Linked DNA regions of Mus musculus: all the other regions are linked to region 2. The links are chromatin contacts, found by POLR2A ChIA-PET in ENCODE. All regions are on one chromosome and are shown on one strand. The core of a region is the stretch at or near the end of the contact, and the rest is flanking DNA. Distances in the headings are between cores, read along the strand shown.

Region 1 (4,156 bases), core at 677-3,176, 110 kb after region 2:
ACCTGCAGCATCCAGGTTCCTGCCCTGTTTTGAGTTCCTATCCTGACTTCCTTTGGTGTTGAACAGTGATATGGAAGTGGAAGCTGAATAAACCCTTTCCTCAACAACTTGCTTTTCGGTCATGGTGTTTCATTGCAGCAGTAGAACCTTAGCTAAAATAATTGCCTTTTTTGAGTATGGGATGGGCCAAAGTCCAGCATTCTCACTAGCTGGAGTTTGGACCCAGATCTCTCTTTTAGTAGCTGATCACCCTTTACCCATCGGAAGGGTGGAACTTGATCTGTTTCTTGCATTTTGTAGCAGAGAAGATGTTGGGATATTTACACGTGTTCTCAGAGATTGTTACATTGAACTTTCTGGGTCAGTCCAAAAAGGACCTTGTACTGGAACCTATGGGAAGTGCCCTGGAATGCTTTACAAAGTTTGAAGGGTACAGCAGCTCTCACCTTTTCTTCTCTTACAATGCTAGTTTTATAACTTGTGCTTCCTTTTGAGACTGTCATCTTCTTTACTGATTTATTTCCCATGGATTTGGTGTAATGGAAGGAGGTCGGGCAGTTTGCTGACTCTAGGGTACTATTCCAGCCTCTGGGCCAACGAAGATCAGAGCAGGGCCTTTGGCTTCTGAGGGCTCTGCCAAGCTAAGCCCATTCATTAAGAAGGGGATGATGCCAGTCCTAGGGGCAGAGCAAATGGGAGGGGCAGCAGCCTGGGAGATGATGTCACTGTTTTCTGAAGGGCCTGGCCAGCCATTAGGTGACTCAGTGTGTTTCTTAGCACCTCAGCCAGGAGGCAGGACAGAAGCTGTGGCCTTTTTATCTTTTCCTGTTTGGGTGGGACGGTTCCTGTCTTGGCACCGGGTCTATAGGAAAGCCTTCATTAATCACTTCTCTGCCTTAAGTCTGATTAGATTGAGCAGAGTTTCAGGTAGGGAAGCCAGACTGAGTTTCAAAGCTGTTCCAGGCCACTGGCCTGTAAAGCAGACCTTTTTTTTTTTTTTTTTTGAGTCTTATGTTACAATATAGATCTAATGATTCCAGCTTCAAATGTTGTTGATGGTTAACAGTAGTGTATGGAAGGCACTTTAGCCCCACGGTCTAGCCTATGTTTCCCTTCTTGTCAGCGTAGTAGTGGATAACAGTGTAGCTTCTGAGTTTGAATTTGCGCTGTAGGTGAGTGACCTTGGGGAACTTCATCTTGCTATTTCTTACTTGTAAATGAGAGTGACGTGGGGTTACTGTGACAAAGCAATGCACCCCAGTGACTGGTACAACTACGGGCGCGACAAACCGCACAGTGAACTCATAATCTCTTTTTAAAAACCCTATATCCTTCATAGTGTAGTTCAAGACGCTCTAGACCCCAGTAATCTTCCTCTGCTCATCAGTTTGGGTTCTCCTTAAAAATCCATCTCGCACCGTTTTTTGTTTATATTGACCTTTCCCAACCGTATACGTGGGCTCACCTTGTCTTTCTTAGGCTCAGCATATGTCTTATGCTATGTTGTTTTGTCTTCAAACTTCAAAACCAATCCCAACAGCACTGAAATAACAATTACATTGAGCATGAGACAGCTAAAGTTCCTATAGTTGTTCCCCAAATGCCTTTTTTAAATTTAAGTTTCTAGTTCCAGGACAGTTGTGTATTTCTCCTGTCTCCTTCGTGAGCTAGTACTCTATACTGGCTTTATACTGGCTTCCCATTTTAGCCTAGGGAACTACTCTCCTGCGCAGCACAGCTTCCGGAGACAGCACAGGGCTAAAAAACCCACCTCCTTCGGGGGTCCGGGGCGGCGCCTGCGCAGGACGCTGTCGCAGATCTCACGTCAGCGCGCAAAGCCTAGGTCGGCTCCACGTGACTCTGGCCTCCCACCGCTCCGCCCCGCACGCCAGCCTGCTTCTGCGCATGCTCTTGACTCCGCCCCCGTGCGTCACAGAATGGCCTCCGACACCCAGGGAGCCCCTGACGTGTCGGGGAGGAGCCCGGTGCGGGGATACGCGGAGTGGAGCTCAGGGCTGCGGAAGGGAGCAGAGCTGAGCGGCTGGGCGGGCCTGGCCAGGCCAGCGGAGCAGAGACGTCGGCCGAGCGGCGGCGAACATGCGCTTTTGACACATTGGCGGTGAGCTCCCGTGCGACGCAGCCTCTGGGGTTCGAGCCAGGCGGGCAGCGCCGAGGCCTGCCCCGGGGGAGCCTGCCTGACCGCCGCCGGGCTGGGGCTCAGCCCGCTGGGCCAGGCCGGGCTTGGGTTCTGGGGCGGCCCGTACCGAGACAACTGTTCCAACCGCTTTAACTGTCCCCTCCTTACTGGCGGAGGTGTGGCCCACCGGGGGCACCTGCGGGAGAGCGAGTCCCGGGCTTCCAGAGGAGGGACGGAGGCCGGGACGTGGCACCGGGGGCTGAGGCGCTGACGGCTCGAGGAGTGGCCCAGTTGGGGTGGCGGAGGCGCGCCCAGCTTCTCGCTCCACCCATCCTTGATTCCCTGGAGCTGCCGGGGTGGTTAGGAGCCGGGCAGGATCTTGATTTCCCAGCGCCCCAGATGCGGGAGGCGAGAGCAGGAGCAGCCCGCGTTGGCAGAGACTGGCAGTCTCGTGACTGCCTGCCCCGAACTGCTAATCATCCTCTTTGGAGTTGGGGAAAGTCTCACTAACCAACCGACCCCGGTTGCTTGGATTCGCTTCTTATTTTTCTCTGAGAAACGATGAGGTGACTAACACTTTTAAGTTTAAGGCGAGTGAGGGTCCTTTTCATTACCCGGGCCCATTCCTGTAGCGTTTGTAAACATTTTAGAACATTTGCTGTTTGTACTTGCGACGGATACTGTAAGTCACTTTTTGCTGGATGGGGAAATTGAACCTAGGTACAGGAGGTTGGGGCAACTGAGTGATTTTTATTTGGGTTCCACTAACTGGTGAGAAGTTTAGCTTGGGTTACAATTTACCTTTCTAAGCTCAGGGTTCTGGTTTCTGTTTTCATGAGATTTTTTTTTTTTAACTTCTTCAGCCGGAAAGAGGACTGAACATTGGACTTGTTAAAGATAATACCAGAAGTTACTAGATGACTTATTTATTTTCGAGTAAATTGACCAAAAAAACCAAAAAAACCCCAAACCAAACAACAACAACAAACAAAAAACCCCCAAAAGCTCAGTTACTAGAAAAATCTTATCCTGAAGCTTGCTCATGAGTGGCTGGTTGTTAGTCTGAAAATTATGTTGCTTTCACTGCACTTAAGAGGTAGGGTAATGTCTGCCAAATCAGAAAGCTGAGAGGGCAAAGCTCATCATTAAGTTAAGGAGTCAAAAGAGACCAAAGGACACCCAGTTGGGGGTATCTCTTCTGAATTGTTGTTAAAATCTTAGAGTAGGAATACATAAAGAACAAAGAAAACCTTTAGCTCCAGTTAGAGACAAACTTAATCTTAGAAGAAGTTGCTAAATCTGCAGTGCCTTGGTTTTGAATTGAATTGAAGTTGGATCCAGAGCATTTGAAATAAAAAATAGACCTGAACATGCTTTTATGAGACCAACAAAATTTATTTTCATGCGTATTTTAAACCATGCTAAAATAGACTTGAGGATTGAGGACTTAAGTTAAAATTACTTTCTAGGCACTTCATAAGGGAGAGAAATAAGGCCTATTTCATTCTGCATATATGTTAATAGTCATGTAAAATTAATTTTCTTAGTGCTGTACAGAGTATCTTTGCCAGTAAGCTCTGTTAGATGATAACTGTTTAAAGTTTCAGTGAGCTAATTGTCAGTTGTTCACATCTAAAGGTCGTAGAGTGTGAGCATGTCTGCTGCAGAAGTTGTAATTGTACACTCACACTCCATGTGAGACCTAGAATTAAGGAAGATGGAGAGGAGCAGAAAGTCCTTGTCTGCTAGCCTTGCAGCTGTAGAAGATTGTAGATATGCCATTTGAGCACTTTTTAAATCAGTGAAAGATTTGACATTGGCTAACTTTCCCCACTTACGTAATCTCAAGCGACAGTGAGCCTCTCCGAGTACCTGGAGGCAAACTCCACACACACAGTTTTGAGATCACCTGCAAGGGTAGCACATTCGTTACTTGAACCTGGTTCTTAGAAGGATGAAGTTGATGAATAGGTGTAGGGATAAAGCTGGGTACTGCCAGGCGGGAAGCAACAGATACAG
Region 2 (3,913 bases), core at 9-2,508:
GCACTGAGAAGACTCAGGGTGGACTGTAGTTAGAAGCCAGGCTGGGCTACAAGAGCAAGTGTTGATACTACAATATAGGGAGACCCTGCCTCAACAAACAAATGACACCCCAACTCAAAGGAGTTCTCCTTACGCTAAGTCTGTAATCTTCATCAACACATTGCAGAGTCTGTTGGGTGTCTGTGTATAAGGCAGATCAGAAGGCCTTGAAGCTTGCCAGCATTTTCCTGTGCCATTTTCTGCTTATGGGGCACAGCACCCTGTCACCAATGCCTTTGTAAAGGGCAGGCTCCCACCCTCTGCCAAAAGTCTTTTCTGAAAGCCCCAGACCAGACAGACCCCTCTTCTTACCATGTAGATTGGGCTTCCCAGATATGCTCCCATGACCCCAGCAAGGGCCCCAGCTGCGGCGCTGCGGACAGGACTGTGGGTGCCTTCATTAGTGTGCAGGTAACCCCGAGACTCTGCCAGCCCGTAGGTGCCCAGTCGGATGCCATTCATCAAGAACTGGTACAAGAGCGCAGGGCCCAGGCCCTTCTGCAGGGCAGCTAGGCCATCCACCTTGCCAATGGTGAAGAAGGCGTGGAAGACGTTTCGGTAGTGGCGCTGGTAGGTGCCTGGGGCCTGCAGTTCTCCCTGCAATTGCATTCTGGTCTTCACAACCTCCAAGGGATTGGTGAACACACAGGCTCCACAGGCTGCTACACCACTCATTAAGAAGTCCATGGTAAAGGTAGAAACAGCTTCAGAAAGCAGGGATGGATATGAACAACACCTGGCTCTTTGAAGCCCAGGCTGCAACAGGTAGAAATTTAAGAGAGCTAAATTGTCTGGGTCAAATGTCAAGAAGTCAAGTGAGGTTAGAGGGAGTTTGGGGATCAGAAGGTAGCAAAAGGAAAGAAAGAGGAGTGTAGTAGGGTATGGCAACAAGGCCCTGTTGACAAGGGAACTGAGATCAGGGAGGAGCAGAAGTTAGAAGCTGGCAGGTGGGAATGCCTAGGATGGGGGTACCAGAGCGTATCTTAGGAAAACGGAGTTACGAAATGGTAGCTGGAGAAGCAGGAAAAAGAAAAGCAACAACAGAAAAAGAATCAGAGGGAAAAGCCGAAGGTGGCTCGACAACAGCGAGAGGAGGGTTGTGAAAGAAGTTAGGATTCCGGCTAAGAATAAGCGTGGCAAAGTAGCTGCGGGAGCTAGAGCACCTTTACCCGAGGTAGTCTGCAGAGGCCGGGCGGCCACTCTCGGGTCCTTGGAACGCAGCGCCAATGGGGACTCTCCAAGAGCTGCAGCCGAGCGCCTCAGCCAATCAGCGAAGAGCCGGCTCAGCAGCCAATGGGAGGCGCTGCCATCGGCCGGGCCCTCGGCCTCAACTAAAACGGGTTGGGTTAACTCTCCTCGCCCCGGCTCCCAGGCCTGGCATTGGGAGGGTGCCGGAGGCGGGGAGATGTTTTTGGTTTTTGTTTTTGTTAATCACTGTCCAGGAACTGGGGTGGGCCGGGATGCAGAGGCTGAGCGCGGAGGGTTGGGCAGCGACTCCTGTGGGTGGCGGGCTCTCTGCGATCGTCCTCAATCCCAGGTCATCTCTGTTTGGGGTTTGCCTGACCGCAGACACGCCCAGCGCTGTTCGGATGCCAGGATAGTCCGGAAACTGCAGTCCCGCCCGCCGGGGCGATGGTACACACCTGCTGGACAGCACCCATCCCCTAAGGCCGAGTAAACTGTAGGGTCTAGTACCAGGGTGTGGCCAGCTGCGGGCGCCCAGGGAGGGAGGCCTGAAGGCCAGCCAGGGGAAAAAAAAAAAAAAAAACAAAACCTTGATCTTATTAAGCTCTTGATCGTCACAATGACCTAGAGGAGGCCGGGCAGGTCAAGACAAGGATTTCCATCTCCTCCTCAGCGAGGCTTAGGTTACAGAAACAGACTTGTTTCTTGTCCTTGCTTCATTCGTATGAATAATTATGAAAGAGCCCGGGGGGGGGGGAGGCTGGAAAAGAGCTTAAAGAGAAAGCTTGGAGAAAGAAGGTAGGAGTTTAGGTGGCGTCATTTGGGCGGCAGGAAGAAGCAGAGGGCTCACCTGAGTCAACTACCCTGCTTAGCGCTGAATTCCGGTTTATATTTTCCTTCCTACTATATAGATGACCGTGGGCAAGTTTCTTATCTTCTCAGGAACCCCTTGTAAAATGAGATAATATCTGTGGGACATACTCCAAAGGAGAGGTTGCCCTTGTGTTACACGCTCAGTAATTTACTGGGAAGTCTGGAGTTGACAGAACTCTTCCCACTTCCCCGAGGTCCCCGCAGCTTTCTTTGGTGACGTTCAGGTCAGGTTGAGCATCTTCTGATGGCTTTTCAAGTTGTCCCTATTCAGCCTCATTCTACTTTGTTCCTCAAACATACCTATTTTTAGGAATACCTCAAAAACATTCCTATTGTTCTTAGCTAGTGGTTAATTTCCCTACTTCACGATACTGGAAACTCTAGAAGCTTGGGGGTGGGAGAGAGGCAGATCTGAGTCTTAGGTTGTTTGCCAGACAACTTTGCTGTGTGTAGCCTTTAGGAGCCTCAAACTCAAAATCCTCCTGCCTCAGCATGTGGAGTGCTGAAGATTTCCAGCCTGCTGCCCTACTGGGTGACACCACACTTGGCTTCACACCCTGAGCTTAAAGCCTAGGGTTCTCAAAAGTATGGTGGCTATAGCAGCAGTAGTGCCTGAGAACTTAGAAATACATCCAGTCTCACTGGAAACTCCCTGAACCAGAAGAACTCTGCAGGTGGACCCCCACATTCTTTCACTAAGTCCCCCTGGGTGCTTAACATTCAGCATTACTGGGTGACACTTTCTGTCTTTAATACCAGATGCCCAAGAGATTGACAGATTTTAAGGTTTTTTTTGTTTGTTTATTTGTTTGTTTTGGTTTTTTTTTAAGTAATTTTTATTCTTTCTCAAGGCAGAGTTTCTCTGTGTAGCCCTGGCTGTCTTGGAACTCACTCTGTAGACCAGGCTCACCTCAAACTCACAGAAATCTGCCTGCCTCTGTCTCCCAAGTGCTGGGATTAAAGGCAGCAAATAAGAGCAAGTGGCTGATCTTTCACAGGACCCAGTTTTGTTGCTTTGTTTTGAGACAGGGTTCCTCTGTGTAGCCCTGGCTGTACTGGAACTCACCCTGAAGACTAGGCTGGCCTCGAACTCAGAGATTCACCTGCTTCTGCATCCTGAGTGCTGATATTAAAGGCATGAGTTATTCTACCCCCCCACACACACTCCCACCCCTTCAGAGAATCTAATTTCATTTTCAGCAACCACAAAGCAACTGACAAATTACTAGTGATATTTGGTGCCCCCTTCTGGCCTCTACAGATACTGCATGCACATGTATACATACATAGACAGGAATAAATATTTTAAAAATCTTTTTTAAAAAACAAAATACCCGTCTCAAAAAACCTAAATAAATAAATAAATAAATAGAGTAAAATAAAAATAAAACAAAAAATGGGGGACAGCTATTTATCCCCTCCGTGAAAACAGAACACATACATGGAAGTCTTTTGTAGTGGATGTTTGTTCCCACTAATACATAATTTACACATTAATTTATATTACTGATATCCCTATGGACTCATGGATATTTGTTTTATATTTTGAGTTACAGTCCATCATATTTTATTTTATTGCTCAATTCGTGATACATTTGTCTTTTAGAGCTTGCGTGTATGTATATATATGTATGTCCATCTCACTTATTATTTATTTTTATTGTTATTTTGCGATAGAGTCTCATATAGCCCAGACTGGACTAGAACTTAAAAGTCTTTTGCCAGGCTGAGGAGATGGCTCAGCAGTTAAGAGCACTGACTGCTCCTCTGAAGTTCAAATCCCAGGAACCACATGGTGGTGGCTCACAACCATCCG
Region 3 (4,037 bases), core at 982-3,481, 100 kb before region 2:
ACGCCTTGCTCTTGTTATAAAATAAATTTTATTACAAAACTCTAATAAAATTATAATCCAAGATTTGAGAGATCTTATTCCAACACTGCCATCCTCTGCTTAGCCGCAGTTGGGAGGAGCAAGGGACTTGGGCGAGAGAAAACTGAAGCCTCTGCCTTTTTCTTGCAGCAGTGGGAGGAAGCTTCATCACTTTTCCAGCCTTGGTCCCTACACCCGGATTGTGATCAGAAGGGTTTCTTTTTCAGCCCAAAGACAGCGATGAATAATGCAGTTTCAGTGACAGCTGGGAAGGCGCTGTGAAAAGTACGGGGCCGCGGGGGAGGGGGGGGAGTTAGAGCCCCTTCCAACCCAAACACTTGAACCTCCAAACCTTATATGCGGGTGGGTTAGGGTGGGTATGACTCTTCAAAACTCTACCAATTTCACATGTGCAGGAAAGGTCTAGGTGGGGGAAACCTTCAGATTTGGGATCGATTTTCCACCACCCCCCCCCATTCCAAAATATTGGGTGCTAGGGCACCTGCAGAAGGTAAAAATGTACCAGTACGTGGTACATTCCCATCGCTCGAATACGAAGAAAGACAGGGCCACAGACGCGCTACAGTGGGCTGCAATGGCTTAACAATACAGAGGGGGTCAAGGAAAGTAATCGGTTCGTGATGGGCCCCGTTGGTACCTGGACTTGGGTTCAGCTTGTACCCTTCCCTTAAGACAAGCGCCAGAGTTGGCAGCCAATGCCTTCTGAATTTATGGACAGTTATGTGTAAGAGACCAGAGCTGAGTTTGCTTTGATAGGACCTCTCCCTGTACACTCTGTACACTTCTGGGAAGGTTAATGTCATATATGCCCTAGGCCACACAAGAATACCTACAGATCTGATACACTGGGGATTTCTCCAGTGCCCTGGTCTTCCTTGTCCACAATTCAAGAGTAAAGAGCTACCTTTTTAAAAACACAAACAAACAAACAAAACAAAACAAGCCAGGCAGTGGTGGTGCATGCCTTTAATCCAGCACTTGGGAGGCAGAGGCAGGTGGATTTCGGAGTTCGAGGCCAGCCTGGTCTACTGAGTTCCAGGACAGCCTAGGTCTACATAGAGAAACCCTGTCTTAGATAACCTAAATATATAAGTAAAATAAGATTTAAAAAAACCCAAAAAATTCACCTGCCCCTGCCTCCCGTGCACTAGGATTAAAGGCTTGCAGAACCACACCTGGGCTCTATTTTCTTGGTCCCTTCTGAGTTCCCATAGTGCTTTGTATTTTACACACACCTACAAGCATACTGTTTAATCACACTGATTTACAGATGTTTGTCTGCCACCTCTTCAAACGGGATAAAATGATTTTACTCCCATCCAGGGATCGCCAGAACCTGGCTCACATCCGGATTTAACGAATGTTTGAAGTCTATTAATTCCCCAACAGTGTCTAAAACCTCTCACCTAGAGAGAGATTCGGTTTACCATGTAGAGCAGACACTTGTGCCCCAAAGGCCTACAGAGGTGGAAAGAGTGGTAACTGGGATGAGTCACCTGAGGACGATGGCCAAATAAAAAGGATACAGAGGAGGCTCTGGGTGCTATTGAACATGGAGACTCCTGAGAGGAAGCCAGCCAGCTCCACTGCAAAGAGGCCCAGGGTGAGACAGAGCGCGGCTACCAGCCTGCAGAGAGAAAAGGGCTTGGACCAAGGTTTCTGGATTCTGTTGAAGACCCCTGCACTCTCACCCCGCCCCAAGAGCTCACTGGTTGTCCTGCTTTTCGTATTCCTCCGGGGTGAATTTGAGAGGCAGGCAAGCCTGGATGTTGCTTTCCTGGCGAGCCGGGCAGAAAGAAAGAAATGTCAAAAGAGGAATGGGGCTGCGGGGACAAGTTGGGAAGGGGCCGGGGAACGGAGCAACGAACGGACCCTGTGTGAGTGGACTGAGCTGAGCTGGGTCCACTCCAAGATGAGAATGGGAGGGCCAGGAGGGCACGCGCACGCGCGCCCTGTCCGCGTCTTACCCGGGACCAGAACAACGTGATGACAACCACCAGATGAGCCAAGAGCGTCAGGAACCGAGAGGGCACGAGCCCGGAGATCCGACCCATGGCCTCGGGGGCCTCGAGTGGAGGCCGTGGGTTTTGAGGTTGGAAGTCTGGGGTGGGTCACTCATCAAGTCTCCCTGAGCAAGCAGGCCAGACCTCTCTACTTAAGTGTCCTTCCCGCGCGCTCGGGCGCCGCCCGGCTGCCATGGTAACTGCGTCCGCAAGCGCCACGCTGCTGCTTTCGGAAGTCTCGCGATAGTGCTGCTCCCTCTACCAACGTCTATAGGCGCGGTACGTGAGCCGTTGATGGACCCAAGAGGATGCAGCCAGAACCACCAAATCCTCCCTTCTCCTGTGCTTCCCACTCACTGCCTTGGGCGCTAGGAGTCGAGGGGACGAACGAGGAGAGGCTGATGCACCGAGCTTGTCCCAGGGTCAGGCTAAGTCCCCTAGCCCCTGGTTGTCAGAGGACTCCCCCTTCCGCCCTAGAGCAAAACTTTGCCGAAGAATGACTCTAATTTCTTCCTAAATAACTTGTCTCCGTGTCATGAGAGATTTGCCGAGTGCAGAAATGAGCAGCCTTGGGATGGTTAAAATTGGATGTGGGTGAGGTGACTGCCTCGGGAACCGAGGGGATCTGAAAGGGTGAAGAATGGAGCGGGGGACTGGAACTGCTTGCGCTTAGCCTAGGCTGGGACGCTGACCCACCACCGATTTCACTCTTGCTCTGAGTTGTTAGGCCCCGGACATTGCTCAGTTACAGACCAAGAACCTCTTCTTAGGGTGATGTGACCGATTTGGGGCTTCGGATGAAATCCCTGCAGATCGGAGAATCGGAAAGTTCTCAGCACTTTCCAGTTCACAATCAAGTCCCATGTCAATGGACCTCCCATCCCACTTGCACTCTCTGGTCCCTCCATTCCTTTTTCTTTGTGCCTCTAAACCAGCCCAAAAGACAAGGCTCAGGACCAGAGGGATTTCATCTATTCAACAAATATTTGATGTCTCCCAGATGCCAGGCACTGTGCCCCAAATCTGAGAGTACCTCGATAAAGTCCCTCCAGGTTATATTCTAGGTGGGGAGATTGATAACAGCCAAAACAAGAACAAAACCCAGCGAGGTAATGCGTGCTATAATTTTTTTAAATTAAAAGATAATACTAGAATAATATCAAAGGGAAGCTTTGAAAATAGATACTTCTTAAATTTTTGTTTCAAGGAATTGGCAGAGAGAGAGAGGAAGGAGGTGGAGGAGGAGGAGGAGGAGGAGGAGGAGGAAGAAGAAGAAGAAGAAGAAGAAGAAGAAGAAGAAATGATTCTGTCTCCCTAAAGTAATACATGGGGTTCCCTTTCCTAAGCCAGTTAAAGGTCATGAAAGACAGACTGGAGGTCTTCTAAATGAACGGGGGGTAGGGGGGTGTCTAACTGAACCTGAGATCCCAAACCAGGCAAAAGAATTGCCCCCCCCTCGCCCCCTTTTATTATAAAAGACTGAGGTGAGATGCTTGGCAAGTTTTGTATAGGGTTTGTAACTTAAACAACAGCATTGTAATCATGTAATTTCCTGATTTTTTTTTTCAGTATTGGAGATAAGCTCCAGGCCTCTTACATATAGGTAGGTAAGCACCCTCCACTGAGCCATCCTCCCATCTTCCCTTCTGAGACCCTATAGTATTATCAACGCAGAGAATGGCATTCTAAAACACAAAGAATAATCTATAGCATTGAATGTCCTTATATATTCAGCTCCTACTTATTGAAGCTTCTGCCTGTGGGCTGCACTGGGGATCAAACACAGGGTATGGACCACGCTAAATGATTACTTTACTACTGAGCTCCACTCAAGCTCCTATATGGTGAAACTATAACTTTTTCATATAAAATTGAGTCTTAAGCTGGATAGGGGGAAACACCTATAGTCCCAGCATTTGGGAGGTGGGGGAAAGAGGTTTAGAAATTCAAGGTCATGCTAGGTTATATAGTCAGCTCAATAAAAGGAAAAAACTA

The links. ChIA-PET counts read pairs that join two places held with the same protein, here RNA polymerase II (POLR2A).
Region 1: POLR2A ChIA-PET joins it to region 2 with 10 read pairs in Patski. The contact joins the promoter of Ndel1 here to the promoter of Slc25a35 in region 2. POLR2A ChIA-PET finds 5 or more read pairs at or near these places in 3 of 5 experiments (Patski and embryonic stem cell).
Region 3: POLR2A ChIA-PET joins it to region 2 with 14 read pairs in embryonic stem cell. The contact joins the promoter of Tmem107 here to the promoter of Slc25a35 in region 2. POLR2A ChIA-PET finds 5 or more read pairs at or near these places in 3 of 5 experiments (Patski and embryonic stem cell).

The regions. Positions count from the first base shown.
Region 1 is chr11:68,850,905-68,855,060 of GRCm38, reverse strand. It overlaps Ndel1 (nudE neurodevelopment protein 1 like 1), which reads left to right and starts at 1,926. Exons shown (of 9, transcript NM_023668.3): 1 at 1,926-2,119.
Region 2 is chr11:68,965,476-68,969,388 of GRCm38, reverse strand. Slc25a35 (solute carrier family 25, member 35) reads right to left here and starts at 1,258. Exons shown (of 5, transcript NM_028048.2): 1 at 352-1,258. The coding sequence starts at 726.
Region 3 is chr11:69,069,003-69,073,039 of GRCm38, reverse strand. It overlaps Tmem107 (transmembrane protein 107), which reads right to left and starts at 2,231. Exons shown (of 5, transcript NM_025838.2): 1 at 2,007-2,231; 2 at 1,749-1,816; 3 at 1,566-1,666; 4 at 521-617; 5 at 1-294. The coding sequence starts at 2,093. The coding sequence ends at 225.